Linked DNA regions of Mus musculus: region 2 is linked to region 1. The links are chromatin loops, found by intact Hi-C in ENCODE. Cell type or tissue: left cerebral cortex. All regions are shown on one strand. Each heading gives the region's core, and the rest is flanking DNA. Links, peaks and the distances in the headings are about the cores only. Region 1 holds the start of Lpl (lipoprotein lipase). Region 2 overlaps Ints10 (integrator complex subunit 10).

Region 1 (8,661 bases), core at 3,737-6,236:
GATTATGTCTGAGTTATCCATGCTTAGACTTCATCCAGTTTTCCTGATGTGTCTTTGTAAATAACAACTCAATGTCTCTATTAAACAAAGAGGGACATGCTTGATGGACTTGGTTCTTTTACACTGGTAAGTTAGTAAGATCTATTTGCCATCCCCACAGCTCTTTAAAAGCCCCAATGACGTGTATTTCCATTGACTCCTCCTTCAATTGTACAATAAGAAAGCTGGATTCTGCTTACCCGCGGAAAACAGCACCAATATGCTGTAAAAAGTTATAGATGTTGAGAGAAAAAAGTTTTGTTAAACCAAATACTGAATTATTGTGGTCATATATTTCAGTTATTATGTTTGCTTAACACTAAAAATTATACAAAAATGAAGGTTTGTGCACATGTGTGCATGTGCGGGTGTGCGGGTGCACTTGCCCATGCCTGGGGAACAAATGGCACGTGCAGATCAAAGAGTCATTGTTCTCTTTTGCGCTCCACCTTGTTAGTCTTTGAGACAGTGTCCTTCACTGAATCTGGAATTCAGGTTCATGTAGAATGGCTGACCAGCAAACTCCTAAGCCCTCCACTTCTCTTCTCCTTCTCTGCGGCACTGGAGTTACAGGTGTGCACTGCCTCTTCTAGCTAGTTACATGGCTGCTGGAGATCTGAACTCCAGTCCTCAGGCCTGCACAGCAAGCACCTTACCCACTGAGCCACCTTCCAACCTTATTTCAAGAATTTTAAGAGCACCCTCAAGTCTTCAGGATTAAAGGCATGCGCCACCACCACCTGGCATCCTCAAGTCTTCTTGAGACGTACATTTGATAAGCTATCTCCCAGCAGGAAATCTGACAGTCACTGCTGTTAGATAGCTGGAGTTTATACTGCAGTAGACTTACCTGTTCACTACAGAGTAGAATGGAGGCATGCCACAGTCCTGGGTCCTCGGGGCTACAACGTGCTGACAGAACACTATGTGATGACAGCCTCACAGACTATAAGACTCCCTAAATCTAAACTTTGGGGTGCTCATGTTTTAAGGTATTGCGGTGACTTTTACCTGTTTTCTAGAAGATTTAGTGAAATGCTTAAGTTATTTCAAGCAATATGTGATAGGATAATGCCGAAATTTCAGTCATAGGGTAAAACCTTAAAAAAAATAATGAAAAGAAAAAAGAAGAGAAGAGAGAAGAGAGGAGAGAGGAGAAGAGAAGAGAAGAGAAGAGAAGAGAAGAGAAGAGAAAAGAAAAGAAAAGAAAAGAAAAGAAAAGAAAAGAAAAGAAAGGAAAAGAAAAGAAAAGAAAAGAGAACAAAGTTGCCATTTAAATGTGTTCACTTTGACCTTCACATGCATAAGATTTTACACTTTGAGCTGTGGCAGTGGATTCCTCTGTCCCTAAGAAGTCTTTAGTGGGCATTCTACACATTGTGCTTTGCTTTATTTTCTGTAAAAAGTTCAAATGTCACATATACATGTACACATTATACATATACATATGCATATACATATACAGGTATAAATGTGTATATATAGACACACACATTATATATATGTGTATATATATATATACATATATATATATATGAATGAATCTCATTCATAAAGAAAAACTCATGACACTTGCAAGAAAATGGACAGAACTGGAAATCACTATGTTAAACAAAATAAGCCAGACTCAGAAAGAGACGAAGAGGTGGTAATAGAATACATGGCACAAAAGCAGAAGAGGCCCAGTTTGAGAGGTTATTGAGACCAATAAAAGGCAAGTAGAGGAGTGGGGATTATAATGGCACAATTGTACTAAAACTCTATAATGAAATCCATTATTTTGTATGATAACTTAAAAATCTGGAATAATTAAGTAAAATAGCTCATTTTTTTTTCAGATCTGGTAGTGTAACCATAAAGTCAGCAGGGGGCGCCAAGCTTGGGTTTTGCCCAAGGGTCTAATGTTATCTCTTAATTGTGACATCCCAGTAGAAAGCTTTTGTGGTTTCACGTATCCATGTTATTAACTAGGCTTCCTATGTAGACTTAATTTTTTATTTTTGTTTATTTATTTTTAGAAAAGGGAAGAAATCTGCTTATAAATGAACATGGGCTAGCAGCAGTGTCACCACTGGTGGAATATCCCTTTTAGTTCTTATGAGCTGTCTCATGGGAGAGGCTGCATCCTCTCTATCTGGAATTGTCTGTCCCCTTTCTCTACCACACAGTCTTGGTTAACAGTGCAACACAATGGCTTTGGGGGAAGTTTTGTTCTTTTTTAAAAATTGACTTTTATTTCTCTTAACCATATTCATACAAAATTGGGTGGGTATCCTTCCTTACATATCAGTGTGTTTATGTCTACATATTTGCTTTCATTGTTGGCTGTTTATTGTTTTAGGAAGTGGAGATTGTGTGACTATAACTCACAAAAAACCAAAATCCTTAAGATGCTTCCAGATCATTTTGCACCATCACATCACAGCCTGAAGCAATCTCACACTCCGAACTTGGCACTCTCCAAGCAAGCACAACCATAGTGCGTGGGGCGGGGCGGGGGGGGGGGGAGTTGTAGGAAACTGGCTGCATACACTATTCATTTGTACCTTTGATATCTTTCAGTCACAACACTCAGCTTTGCCCAAAACCGTCTTCTGTCTGAGTTACATTATTTGGGATTCTACAACATAGCAGCTGGTTAGGAAGGGAGCCACAGGCCAAAGCCTATCTATTGGCTACTCAAATAAGAGCCCCATTCTCACTGGCAGATCCTTAGTTGTCATTCTCCACTTTGTCCCTTTGTTCCTCAGTACTGCAGTTCAATCCTAGGATGTGGGTAGGTAATGGCAGAAAAGCCCTTCATCTTGACCTTTTTTTTTTTTTTCTTATTTAGATGTATTTAAAATGGACCTAAGACATTTTATTTTAAAATGTGTTTAGGGTTTTGCCTGCATGTATGCAAGTTCGCCATATTCTGGGTTCTGTTGGAGGCCAGAAGAGGGCATCAGATCCCCTGAAAGTCCAGTTTCGGATGGTGCAGGCCACTCTGTGGGCTCCAGGAGTCAAGCACAGGCTCTCAGAAGGCCAAGCCAACTAACCCTAACCCTCTCAGCCACCACAAAGTCATCTTTCCAGCCCAAAAATATTTGTACATTTATGAGATTGTATTTTTAGATTTGTGTTAGGCACGTTGTTCTCATATTCAGTGCATTTTCTAGTTATCAGCTCCATCCTTGCACAATGCTCTTTCAACCTTACTTAGACGTTTCATTATATTTTAGTTTTATCAAGAAAACATAGAATAGCATTTGAACCACAATCTGCGTCTACAAAAAAGGTCTGCTTCCCTTTTAGTTTGCAATTAAAATATTACAAATTAACACATTACCTTTTTCTCCTGAAACCACCAAAATAGAAGAGGTACACTTGGTGATTTTGGGGTATTTAATCTTTGGGGAATTTTGTCTTTTCCCATCTGTAATATGGGAGAATTTTTCAGCTCTGTTACAGCTAAAATCACTAAATGCATGAGAGGATGAAGATTGCTCAATGGGCAAATGGCAAGCAGTCAATCAAACCTATGACGGACAGGCAGAAGGACAGACAGAATTTCCTTACTCTTTGGTTTTGGAACACCCCCCCCCCCTCCACACACACACACACACACACACACACACACACACACACACACACACACTTCCCACAAGGTACTAAGGTGCATATTTTACATATCAAAACAGACCTGGCCTCCAGGTTCTCCCAGCATCCCTCAGTCTCTACTTGACATACCCTGCCCCCACCCCTGAACATTCCAGTCCAGGGACTAGGCTGCCCTTCCCCCAGAGGCTCTTCCCTATATAATCCAGACATATTGTGTGCCCCTCTCCCTTTATCTCTCTCTCCTTCCCTTTCTCCCTCTCTCTCTCCCTCTTTCCGTCTCCCCTTTTTCTCTTTCACCTCCCCTCCTCCACCTCTCCATGGCGACTCCCCTGGCCTCAATCCTTTGGGCCTGTGAACTCACCTAAGAGCAACTTCCCAATAAATCTTCCTTGAGCACAATCTAATCTGGCTTGAACTGGCTCATTTCAGTGGTGGAGAAGTGACCTATCACTTAACATCAGGAAAGTAGGAAAGTGAGTGTTTCGTAAGCGATACATATTTGGTTTTGTACTTAAATCGATTTTAACTATAGCAGATACCAAAGTGCCCTACCCTAAGGGTACTTTTTTTTTTAACATTTGAAAATGCTCAGATTGTTCAAACATAACCTTTTTTTTTTTTTTTTTTTTGTCTATTACAAAGAAAAAGTCAATTTCAGAAAAAGCCAAGCCTCAAGCTATGCATGGCCAAATAACCTTGTGGAAGTCTGGGCATCAGACTTGTCAGAAGCTCACAGGAGCCTGACCTGGAGCTCATGTGAGCGTCTGCGGGGAGAACTGGGGCACCTGACTAAGGCCAGCACAACCAATCATGAACAAGTGTGGCTGCCACACCTACCTGCCCACCACTTGTCCCCTGGAGAGAGGCCAGCGTGTCTGAATTCCGTGTTAGTTCTTCTTGGAAATCTGTGCACCGTACTGGTCATGCAAAGTGACAATATAGGCCAGTATAAGTCAGGTTCACATATTATAGAAGCAGCTTCAACAAACCATAGATAAGTATTTATCTCTGGACTCTTGAGTGCTTTCTGTGATCAGTTAACTGGAGAGGCATTTTTAAAATGCATTGTGTTAGATGCCCCTTTGCCCCTTTATTAATCTCATAAAATCTTGAAGTTCTCTGAAAGTTCCAGGTAGCAGTGCAGGTCGGTTTGGAGTCTGATCAAATGACTTTTAAGCTTGAAATTCGGCTGTGTGGCTATTCTAGATAAAACACAAAGCATTTCTACACTTCTGTTTTTATGTCTTTTATGCCACTGCCATGTTTTAAAATTAGAGCTTCCTATATACTTCTTTCAGAGGTTGGCCATATTCTAGTTATGTGCCCTGGAGTATCTCTGCCATTTCCAAAGTTGTTCAGTGGGGTTTCGCTCTTGCCAACTTTCAAGATCCACCACATGCGTTGGAGCCAGTAATGAACGTGGATGATGCATTGCTTAGCGATTGCAGTGCAAGATGAGATGGCGAGACATCTGGCTGGAATTCATCTACACAACAGCATGTTTGGCTTTTATCTGATAGTTGTGAGAAATTTAAAAAGCGGGCTTATATTAAAGTATATAGTTTTTGATCCCCTTAACCTCCAAGGGTGTGTGTGTGTGTGTGTAGAGAGAGAGGGAACCATCCTAAAAATATTGAGATCAGTAAAGAGAACTAATTTTTTGAGGTGGTTTCTCAGCATTAAGGTGGGGAATTTAATGTTTATTGGTTTTTTTTTCTAGCTAATCAGCACCCTTTTCATTTAAAAAGATACTTGCAGATGAGCACAGTATATGATGTGCTTTTATTTTTCTTGCTTTTCTACAAACATGTGCTAGTCCACTTTGCAAAAGCTCAGTATTCACCCTTGCAAAGTACAATTTAATATCAACGCATCAACATAGCTGAACAATGATAAGCATAATGGAATTTGGAATATTTCTATCATGCTCCTCACCCTGCCCCCACACTCCTAGCACCCCATATCCCCTCGCCCTGGAACATCACTAATCTATGGACTGTCTTTGTAGGTTTGGAATGGTCATTTGGCATGGCCTCTCCCACTGAAAATCCAGGATAGCTTAAAATGTTTGACCATGACTTTCTGCCTCTGAAAATAGATGTTATTCTTGAGTTTCTTGCTGAATTAAAGGATCGAGTACAATTTACATAAGGCAAAAATTAGAAACTAGTTAAAGCAAGTGGGTCTTTTCTTCTACTACAGAAGGAGACCCATATTGCCAAGATACAAAGCAGACCGTGCAGGCACCATGCGCTGAGCAATATGTGTCCTAAGGTCCCTTTGGCGCGTGGGGACCTGTGGGTGGGTGGGGGAGGGTGTGCGTTTGAAAGGATCTCTCAAGTTTAACAAAGATTTATCAAAAGGTTGTATGTGTGTGAGTGTGAAAGTGTTAGGTACACGCTGTTTAAGAGCAAAACTTCTTCCCCTTAGAAAACGGATCGTAGACTACTCAACATAAATCAGTGTAAACCCCTCCTCTCTGCCTCTATAGGGGTCCCTAGGGACCAGATTCCTCCCGGTAGGCAAACTGGAGTCTAAACAACAAGCAAGCTTTCCTTCCTGCCCTTTCCCCTTCTTCTCGCTGGCACCGTTGAGCCTCGTTACCGTTTGCTCAAATATTTGGAAGTGCATTTAGAGTCCTCCCCCCAACTTATGATTTTATAGCCAATAGGTGATGAGTCTTATTTGCATATTTCCAGTCACTTAAACAGCTGTGCAGTGGAAACAGTGTCAGACTCTCGATTTCTCCTCCTACTCCTCCTCCGAGGAATTCTGCCCCTTGTAACTGTTCTGCCCTCCCCTTTAAAGGTTGACTTGCCCTACGGCGCTCCACCGCGCTCCAGTCCTCTTGCGCCTCCTGCTCAACCCGCTCCTGACTGCCCCACGCCGCGTAGTTCCAGCAGCAAAGCAGAAGGGTGCACCGGGAGATGGAGAGCAAAGCCCTGCTCCTGGTGGTCCTGGGAGTTTGGCTCCAGAGTTTGACCGCCTTCCGAGGAGGGGTGGCCGCAGCAGACGGTACGTTTTTCGCGCCAACTCCCCCTACCCCCACCTGCAGACCCGGACAGGACCACTTTTTCTCCATCTGAAGATGGGAGGGAGAAAGTTGGAAGTACGTGCATGCACTGGGACTCCCAGGCGCAGTAAATTCCCGGGAAGGGTGGCTGGAATGGAATCCAGGAGGAGAAGGGAGAGACTCTGCCTCCCATCACGCTACGGCGACTCTGGGTTCCCGCTTTTTTTTCCTTTCTCCTGAGTTCCCACTCGGTCTCCTGCTCTCTCCCGCCGACTGCCATCGCAGGGAACGGCTGGGGCGTGGGGTGTGGAGCCTAGGATGGGGAGACGCAGAGGCCGAGCAAAGCTGTAGTGACCGGTGGTGACCTCCCTATAGGGAATAGGGGTGCTGAATGCAAGGCACGCGGGCCAAAGTGACCCTAACTTTGCTGGGACTGCGGGTCAGACCCCTCTAGAAGCGGGAAGAGTGAATCGAGGGTGCAGGTGGGAGGACGCGTTGTGTGCATTCCAACTGTACAGGGCGCTGTCGCTCTCGGCGGGGGGTTGTGAGCTACAGTGAAAGTGGGAGTGCGCGGTGGCGCCCGGGAACGCGTGGCGCAGAGTCCTGGAAGCTGGCGTCCTGCAAGCGTTCCTGTGCTCGGCTTAGCTCAGTACTCAAGAAAGCCCAGAAATGAACCTACCCTCCAGAAAACGAGGTTCAGCCACCAGCCGACTGGAGCCTGTGGCTTGGAGGTTGCCAGTTCAGCTCTGTGTCCTTTCCTTGCTGTCCCAGGAGAGGCTCGCCCTAAGGGAGGCGCTCAGCTAGCTGAGAGCACATGGGATTCTCTAGAGCCTAAGGGAGATCGCTTTCAACACTAGGTGAAAAAAAAAAAAAAAGCGGCCACCTCCACGGCTCTGCCTGCTCTCTGCCTAGAGAAGACTAGGGTCAGTAGCAAGTTGCTTTATGGCCTTGAAGTCGAGACCTGCCCACAATTGAGAAGCCTTGTAACTTGAACCTTGATTGAGCTAACAGAACACAGACTCAAAATGTGACTGAACTCAGTCGTAAAAGAAGGCTGGGGTTTCCTTGTGTTGCTGCTGGTGGAATCGCCACGAGGGTGGTGTCCCCTGGAGGTGCTCTAAGGTGGCACATCCGCAGCCTAATTCCAGTCTTAGTGGAGTCTATGACTGCAGCTAAAAGCTTGCCTTTATTTCTGCGTATAGTTGTAAATGTCTTGTTATCAAAGGAAAGAGAATCCATCATGGCAGAACTGCACGAAAGAAACGAATCCTGGGTGTTTTGAGGATACTGGAGATTCTGCCTCTCCGGTGGCAGGTTTGCAACTCTGGTTAAGAAAATAGGAGCAAACTTTCGATTCACATTTCAGAAAGTATACCATAGTAGAACACGACTTTTACCGTAAACTCCCATAGAAAAGGTCGCCTACATTTTTAGGTTTTGCTAAAGGTTCCTTTAGAAGCTCTGGACCCAGCTTCTCAGTTACTTAGTGTCACCCTTCTGGGGTTAGCTGCATGAGCTCTAACATTAGGAAAGTTGGCAAGACTCACAGTGCCCTGGGGCTCCTCCCTTATACTTGATTTAAAGGGACACCTAAGTAACTACATAATAATTTTGGATTTTAGCCATCACCTGATTTTCCTATCAATAAAATGTATTTGGTGAATATTATTCCTAATCAGATGTGAAATGACTTCCTCTTATCATCTTTCTGTCCTCTCAGGGTAGCCCTTTACAGTGAGCTTCTTTAACCACAGCAGGCCTAGCCCTTTGTCCCACAAATGAGTTTGCCTAGGGGTAAAAATGTGGGTGAGAAAGGCACAGCTTGGAGCGATCCCAGCTCCCCTCTGGGCTCCCAGTTTCCGTGTTCACTCTTTATTTTTTTTTTTTTCCACGAATAGTGTGCGAGTTTGAGAGGCATTGCCCTGTGCTTCTTCCTGGAGCCCCTGCAGCCTCTCCTGGTCCCAGGCAGGAAAGCAGAGAGCTAAAAGAGAGCATAGAGGGTCCTGCTC
Region 2 (8,661 bases), core at 1,460-3,959, 49 kb before region 1:
ATTACACATCAGGATAACATTGGACCTTTCGTTTTATTTATGCACAGTTGAACTTGGGCCTGTCCTGTCCCTGCTGAGAGCCCATTGCAGGCATGGTACTCTATAGTCTCTGAAAAGACAGGATGAGAAATATCGGAGACAGCAAAGTGCAGGGGACCCTCCTCTCTGCTGGGGCCTCTGGAAGTCAGTCTGGCTCTGTGGACTCTCCTAGGCCCTTGGGGCCGTGCATCACTGCTTGACAGCCATCTGGCACCCTGCCCTGCCCTGCTCTGCCCTGCCCTGCCCTGCCCTGCCCTGCCCTGTACTTGTCTGTGTGATCAAGAATGAACATGTGCAAACACAGACACACACACACACACACACACACACACACAGAGCAACTAGAATTATGTTTTCTAGGTGCTGCCAAAGACTAGGTTGTTTTACAGATATTTTCTAAAAAGAACAGGCATTCTTATTTCTTCCAAAGGTCACTCTAGTGTATGTTCTGGGTCTTAACTTATGGAGGCATAGGTCTTAGGTATAAAGGATTTTCTTGTTAAATCAACTGTCATAATTTGAATAGTGTCACCCAAAGGTCATTGTGTTCAAACTGGCCCTAACTTCACACTAGTTTAGTGTGTCACACATACATTTAACGATGGTTACTTATAGACAGTCAGTAGGGGTTTCTATTTTTTTTTTAATTTCACTTATTTATTTCCTGCTTTATGGGCCCCAGCAAGCTGGAGAATAGACAGAAGAAAAATAAAGTGATTTCATGATTTGAGTGTTATTGTCCATATTCCATTAATAAAACAAAGGTAAAAAGGTCACATAGTAGTTTATATTTAACGGTTACATTCCTAATGGATGCCAAGTTCAGATGTGAGTGACATGCCAGGTCACCTTGAGCCCAGTGGAGGGCTTCCCTTTCGTTGAGAGCAGCTTTGTGGCTTGTTACCCATGAAAAGAAATGACTGGTGAAAACCAAGGTGCTAATGTTTTAGCCAGAACTCCAAGTCAGCCAGCTGCCCAGAGCCTTGCTTGTCAAGGGAGACAGCTCCACACCTCCGAGAACCTTGAGTTAATGTTCTGGGCTACAGTCAACAGTCACATGCTGTGACCTATAGTTTGGCCAGTGTGCTCTGGAATGCTGCTTGGGCCAGTGTGAGCAGAAATTTTTGTTAGAAATTCAACATAGTGTTGACACCTTATGGTTTTGTGTATCTTCTTAAGTTTGGAACTTGAGATAATACTAAAGAATGCCTCAGTGGTTTTAAGCAAAAGTAAAGGAAGTAAGGTTTATCTGTGTGACCTTTCCCTTCAGCCTGACTCTGCCTCCCTTCAAATCAAGACCTGAGTTGACTTTTTACCTGGAATACACTTCTGTGACTCAAGACTCTGCTGGGATGGCTTTTCTGAGAACAGGAACCTGGTGTGCGGGTGCTGGGTCTGAGGTCAGTTCACCACAAATCGGGTGAAAATTAACTTTGATACACTAAACTGTAGAAACAGCTGTTAGCTTCTGAATGACCTGTACTCTCACTGGTCAGTTATTGGTTTACATAATAAAATAATTCTAACATTTGTTAACTCTATTTCAGGCCTAATGCCATGTATTTCACACATATTTTCTCCTGACAACCCCGTGAGGCAGGTCTAGTGAGCAGATGAGGATCTGAGACTTAGGTTCTGTGTTGGTGCTGAAGTGACAGGGCTCGTGACCTATGCTCGAGGTTTGTGCTCCTGGTGTTGGAATGAGGCTGGACATTTAGTTGATTCCCTGAGAGCGCCCCATGCTGGTGTTGTGCTGTACTTTGGAAGTAGCTATCTAAAAAGACTAGAAACTAAGGGTGTCGTTTCATACCTAAAGAAACTTGGCACGTGGGAGACCCCCGTTAGACCAGAAGCCTGGGTCATCAATTAAACTCACATTTAGAGATGATCATGAGGGGAGAGGGAGTGGGCAGTGCTGGAGAGACCTTCAAGAGACAGGATGTACTAACTAGGCCTGGAAACATGAAGTCAATTTTATTAGGTTGATGAACAGCAAATCCTGGTATAAGGCATTCAAATAGAAGTCTAACAGCAAACACAAGGACCAGGCTTATAGTTTAGTGGTAGAACCTTGTTTAGCGTGTTCAAAAGCCCCAACTTTGATTCCTAGTACTGAGGAAACAGTGTGATCAATGTAAATTATATATGGGTTATAGATGGTATAACAAAGCCTTTTAGCTGCTTAGTAAATGTGTGCTAATAAACTGCTTATGCACATGACAGACTCCATTCCCATGCTCACTGAGTTGATAGCTCATGGTCATTGCATCTCTGTGGATCCTGAGTTCTAACTCAGCCCCTCCCAAACCCCTTGTTCTTTCTTACTTAAACTCCCATAGTAGCCCAGAGCTCATCCCCCTGTCAAAGGAAACAACCAGTAGCTAACACACATCATCATGAAAGCTGCTTCACGTCTGCCTCTCCTAAGATGACTGACCATCTGTTCCTAATGGTGAAATTTCAAGTGCCATGATGGGGAGTTTTCTGAACAGATGGCAACACCATGTGACTGTAGTCGCACCACATAGAGCGAATCCAGCAGAGTGGGCCTCATCCCACTTTATCTCACATTTTTATCCCATCCGTTTGTGTGCTTCCCCCCACACACACCTTATTTTTTATAACACCAGCACAAATTACTCAGGCAATTTCTTCCTCTCTCTCTCTCTCTCTTTCTCTCTCTCTTTCTCTCTTTCCTTTAATCACTTATGCACACATTGCCCAAGCTCTGGGTATTTGGATCCCAGGGTGGTATAACAAAGGCTAACAAGCTGGGTGTCAAAGAGAGAGGTCTATTACAGTCATAAAGGTCCAGATCCAATCTCAGGGTCACCACAGCCTTATTCTGTTCCTCAGAACTGAGTCCTTTGCCTTTGACAAGTTTCCAGTCTCTCCCTGTGTCTCTTGCCATCTTCCCTCCCAGAAGGACACCTCTCATACTCCATTGTAGCCTCACCTAAAACTAACTGTATCTATGAGATCTCAGCATGCATTTTGAGGAGAAACAATTCAATAATACCCTAGGAACCATATGCTGGTCTTTGTAAAAATTTTGTTTATATAATCTTCAGGACTATTTTAGTTGTATTTCTCGTTGCTTTGGCAAAATACCTGATAAAAGCAACTTAAGGGAGGCAAAAGTCTGAGGGGATATAGTCTGTGTGGCAGACAGGGAAAGCATGCAGCAGGAATGTGAAACAGGAAGCAGGAAGTGGCCTGGCTATAAGGCCCCCTCTATGTCAGTGAGGCTCCAACTCCTGAGGCTCTGCAACCTTCCTCAACAGCACCAGCAGCCAGCTGGGGACCTGTGCTCAAGCAGCTTGAGCCTGTTGGGGAGATTTCACATTCGAACCCACATAGTAAGCTAAGCTCCCCTCTGCCTCACAAAGACATTTAAAAATTTTTAGCACTGTCTACACGCTTTAATTCTTCACATAAGACAGACTACAGAAGCTCTGCAGGAGCAAGAGCTTGCATTTAGAGAATCTGTGCATTGAATATTTCTCTTGAAGAGAGAAATACTTTAGGAGGCCTATCCTTCACTTTAGACCAACATATATAAACTCACCAGAGTGGGAGGATATAAATTTAAACTGACTTGTTGATTGTTTTCCCCCAGGGGCACCTCCTAAAAGTGAAGACGAAGATAATGGAGTATTTCTAGTTCGTGATTAAAAGTCAAACCATTATCTCCATCTAGGGAGAGGCTTCTCCGTATTAATTAATTACTACCTTTGTTTCTTATAGCATTTTTGGAAACTAAAAGCTATTTCAATGAAGTAAAAAAAAAAAAAAAAAGAACATGATTTCAATTGGCTTTTCTTTTCTTTTCCTTATAAATATCCAAGCTTATACTTGCACCTTGGTTCATCTCTTTTTGTTAGCAACTAAGGAGCCAAAATTCTAATGGTCCAGTGGACTTGTTAAAAATATTGGCAGGCAGTTCCTTGGCAATAGTGATCAATGGCAGAAAAATGACTGGAAGATATTTTTACAAACATTTCCTTGGGGTGGGGGTGGGGTTGTTGGGAAGGGGCCAGTGATTTAGAAATATTTTCTATGTTTTTAACAAGAACTTCTGCAGCCTACACCTACCATGGACAAGGAGGCTGTGGTTGTTTGTGGTGCTGGAGTTTGAAGGTAGGACAGGACCCAGCAGAGACACAAATGAGACATTCCAAGTGATATCCACTGTCTCCTCAAACGACTTCCTCAGCCCTTATGAGACCATGTCCTGACTCTCAGGTAAGACTCTCCCTATTTTATATGTCTAGGACCTGCCAGACTTGACCTCCCATAGATCCCAGAATGTGGACACACCCAAGTAAAAGCCTTAGTGATGCCCACTGATACCACTGCCATGTTCCTCCACCAAACTGGATGGATGTCTTTAGCGCTAAGTACCCGGAAACACTGTAGTGAAGTAACTTAAGGGGGATAGCACCCATTGGTTAGGATTCTCATTCCACATCCCAAGTCCTTATCACTCACCAGAAAGCCAAAGACAGCATGTCGTTTGGGGTCATTGATAATGCAAGTATCCTGGGAGCAATGACACACTATTTCTTACAAGTTTCTTTACCAGTAAAGCAATAGAGCTATTACATTTTAATGGAACGCATTTATCATGCTGTCTGATAAAAGCATTAAAAGGAGTAATTTAGAAATTGTAGCTATAATCTACTTATAGTTGAAAATAGGCAATTGATTCACATTATCTGAATTGATTGGATAAGTGATCAGACTTTATTTGGTTACTGTAGTATATGTATTTTGAAGCAGAAGAATTGTAGGACAGTGAGCTGTGCACAGACAACCTGGTCCTCGGTCAAGCACAGGCCTTGAACCGTGGTAGCCTGGTGGGCAGTGACTTACACCGGCATGGGACAGCAGGTATTAGGCCATGCCTCCTGGGCCCCTGGCTCCTGTTGCAGATACAGCCTCTCACAGCCACCCCCACCCCCACCCCCACCCAAGGTGTGTAGCTTTCAGTAATGGAGGCAATACCCAAGTTCCTGGTATTCTGTCTGGACTCCACCCCCACAGTTACCTGACAACAGCCAGGATGGCCCAGCCCTCTATAAAAGGGGCTGTTTGCCCCTTCCTCCCTCTCTTACCTCTTATTCTCTTGCTCTTACTCTTGCTCCCTTGCTCCCCCTCTCTATGCCTTCCCTTCCCCCTCTCTCCAAGTGGCCATGGCCAGCCTCTACCTCCCTACTCTCTCCCTCTCTCTGCCTTTCTGCAATAAACTCCTTAAAACCATGGACTGCCTCTTCTCATCAGGGCCCACCATGCTGGAGCAATGGAGCAGGTCTCCCTCTAACAAGCCGCGCATCAGCGGAACCCAGGAGCTTTCTAATGAAACTGAACAAAACGGGCTCCTCTTAGAGAAGCCCATGCTTGCCTGTCCTGTGTGTCACCTGTGTGGAGCATCTCTAACTCTCATGCTTAAGTCTATATTAAAATCATTTAATTAAATCCCAACTCTGCTATGTTTAACAAAGAGGGAGAGTGTAAAGACTTAGATGTAAGAAAAAAGATAAGAAGCAACCATAAGCTGGAATGGTTGGTGTTGACTTCCTTCTGCTTGTAGTTGAAGAAACTGTTTACTAAATTCAGCTAAGGATTTCAACGGTCATGCCTAGAGCATGCCTAAGAAACACACAGTCCTTGATTATAAGAATTTGCCCTCCTAAAGTGTGCCAGCCTGTTTGTTTGAGTACATAAAGCGGTTTCTGCAGCTCACACATTCAGTTTCTTATGCAGGAAGAGAAGATTGCAACATTACAGATGTGTTGAAGATTTCTATGAGAGCAATGGGAGTTCTAGCCACTGTGATATTTATATTACATTGCAAGTGCCTTGGGCTGTTGATTTATTTATACTGTTTTAATAGCCTCAAAGAGTTACAAGTTTCCTGAAGTACCATTTTTTCCTTTCTTATAATAGATTTATATACCTAATACCCCTTGTTCACGAAGAAAATAATAATAATCTTATAGGAAACAGAATCCTGGAAAACCTAAGTCCTTAATGATGCCATTGGTAGGTTATTTCTCCTCCAGTGACACGAGCCAATTCAAACCAGATTAGATTATATCAAAGACAGGTTTAGTGGGACTCTGCTCTTTCACGAGTTCACTAGCCAAGGGGAGAGGGAGCGGGTGGGGGAGGGGGAGAGAAAAGGCAAGCATGAGTGCACAGAGAGTGAGAAAAGAAGGAGAAAGAAGAAGAGGGAGGAGGAGGGGAAAGAGGAGAGGGAGGGGGAAGGAGAAGGAGAGAGAGAGCATGCAAGTGCATGCAAAATGTCTGGCCTGGAAAATTCAGCATGGGAACGTGGTATGTCCAATAGGGACTGAGGGATGCTGGGAGAACCTGGAGACAGGTCTGCTTTGATATGTAAAATATGTGCCTCAGTCTCTTGTCCTAGGGTCCACCTCTGATTTTCTTAAACTTCCAAACCTCCAGCACATGAGTTTTAAAAGTAAATTTAAGATGCAGTACTAAAAGCTGTGTACAGCATATGTCCATGACACAGTAGATTTTCAAATTTAACCCAAGTTAAACCCAACTCAATGTTCAGGTCACAAAGTGGCTCCTCTGAGACCCATGTCCTATCAGTTATCTCCAAAGCTAGCCACAGTGCTCATTGCTAACATAGAGAATGGATCCAACTGATCTCTTGGTCTGCACTTTGTCCTGTAGCACCATTCATACTATATATTTGAAAGTGTTTCTTATACAAAGGAACTGTATATTATATATAAATCTGGCTTCTGGGGCCATCGTTTCAGCATTTGTTCAACTCTGCCATTAGAGTGCAAAGGTGCCTCAGACAATATGTAAATTCTCACGTACATTATTCTTCTTTGTTTAACTGCAAGAAGATTTATTCTCATCTCAAGATTCATAGGTCTCTATACTCAGAGTTTGCTCATTTCCTACATGGTACAGTATAGTTCATTTCAAACAAAAAGAAGCAATTACCTTTAGGCATTTGGTCTATTCTGCTTTAAAACTCTATTTCTATTCATCATTTTTTGAGGGCTACTGAGCTTTACCAAAGAAATCATCCCCGGGGAGCTTTTCTGGGAAGAATATTTCTCAGTCCTTGTTAAAAATAGCAAGACAGGTTTTGTTCAAGACTATTGCGGTATCGGAGAGACTGAATTCAAGTGGAGAGCTGTAACCAGTGCACAGATGAGGAAGCTATGAATTAAGAGGTTCATTGGGCTGGGCCTGAGGGTCTGAGGTAGAGTAGAGGAAACTGCATATTAACCATGGTGAGGGAGTTTAACTAGAGACAAGGGGGTGGTGGATAGATCTTAAAAACTGGTTTAGTGCCAGGCATGGTGGTGTACACCTTTAATCCCAGCACTTGGGAGGCAGAGGCAGGCGGATTTCTGAGTTCGAGGCCAGCCTGGTCTACAGAGTGAGTTCCAGGACTGCCGAGGATACACAGAGAAACCCTGTCTGAAAAAAAAAACAAAAACAAAACAAAAAACAAACAAACAAAAAAAACTGGTTTAATGAAATTAACTCATTTAATGAAGCTGAACTCAGCAGACTAAGTCAGAGGCCTAATGGAGACATCAGGGCCCAAGGGACACTAACTAAAGTGTGGCCAAGAAATTAACACAACTGGTTTTTGCCAGTGAGCATGATTACTGAGTCACACATTGTTCTTGACCCATGTGTTATGTCACTGTGGCAGAAAGTCTGGCAGGAGCAACCTAAGGAAAGAAAGATTGACTGTGGCACATGAGTTCAGAGGACCCAGTGTGTCTTGAGGAAGGAATAGAGGACAGGCCACTCAGGCCAGACTAGGAAGGAGAGAGGGAGGGAGCAGGCAGCCAGGGATAACACATACCTGAAGTCTTTATCAGAAACTAGGTGGCTGTAACTGTGTAGTTGTTTCAGGGGTCTTGAGTCAACTCCATTTGTCTATGGGTCCGTTTTGGTGCCAGTACTGTACTGTTTATGCTGCTTCGGCTCCATGATAAACCTGAGAGCAGGTTTGTAGTGCCTGTAACTCTCCTCCCTCTGTAAGGATGCTCTGGGATTCAGAACTTCCATGCTTCCCTGTGAGTTATAGGATGATTTCCCTAGGTCTGAGAAGAATGTTGTTAGAATTTTAATGGTGATTGCATTGACTGCTTTCAGTAATATAGCCATTTCCACAACATTGAATATCTTTGTCCATGAGCCTGGAATGCCATTCTCCATCTCCTGAAGTCTTCAGTTTCTTCAGTGTTATGAAGTTTTCATCATAGAGGGTTGTTCCTACGTACTCTATTATTTCCTTGAAGCTTCTAAAAAAGGGAATTTTCCCCTGATTGTTTTTATCTCAGAGTTCATTATTGCTGTACAGAAAAGTTACTTGGTGGTTTTTATGTATTGATTTTGTGTTCTACTGGTTTGAAGATGAGAGCATTTATGAGAGTTAAGAATCTTCTGACAGAAGAGTATTTAAACTTTTAACCATGGAGTCATGTCATCTGCAAAGAAGGATAATTTGATTTCTTTCCTTCCTATTTTTAATCTTTTTTTCCTTCCTTTTATTCTAGGGGAGGCTTTGAGCATTATGTTGAATAAGAGCAGAGAGGGTGAGAGCCATTGCAT

What was found. Peaks named below come from ENCODE experiments on the same cell type or tissue, not always from the same donor. Only the 100,000 strongest peaks of a DNase experiment are listed, where the experiment ranks them.
Region 2: it touches region 1 in a loop (2.8-fold over the local background); 10 of 42 quality-filtered maps call a loop at or near these places.

What each region holds. Positions count from the first base shown.
Region 1 is chr8:68,874,187-68,882,847 of GRCm38, forward strand. It overlaps Lpl (lipoprotein lipase), which reads left to right and starts at 6,369. Exons shown (of 10, transcript NM_008509.2): 1 at 6,369-6,654. The coding sequence starts at 6,567. In left cerebral cortex, for the core only: no CTCF peak of the experiment used is centred there; DNase peaks (open chromatin) are centred at 4,485 and 5,023; H3K4me3 peaks cover 352 bases.
Region 2 is chr8:68,827,831-68,836,491 of GRCm38, forward strand. Ints10 (integrator complex subunit 10) reads left to right here. Exons shown (of 17, transcript NM_027590.4): 17 at 1-1,580. Among named protein-coding and RNA genes, the nearest start is that of Gm51577, 23 kb to the right of the region's middle. In left cerebral cortex, for the core only: no CTCF peak of the experiment used is centred there; DNase peaks (open chromatin) are centred at 2,523 and 3,428; H3K27ac peaks cover 936 bases.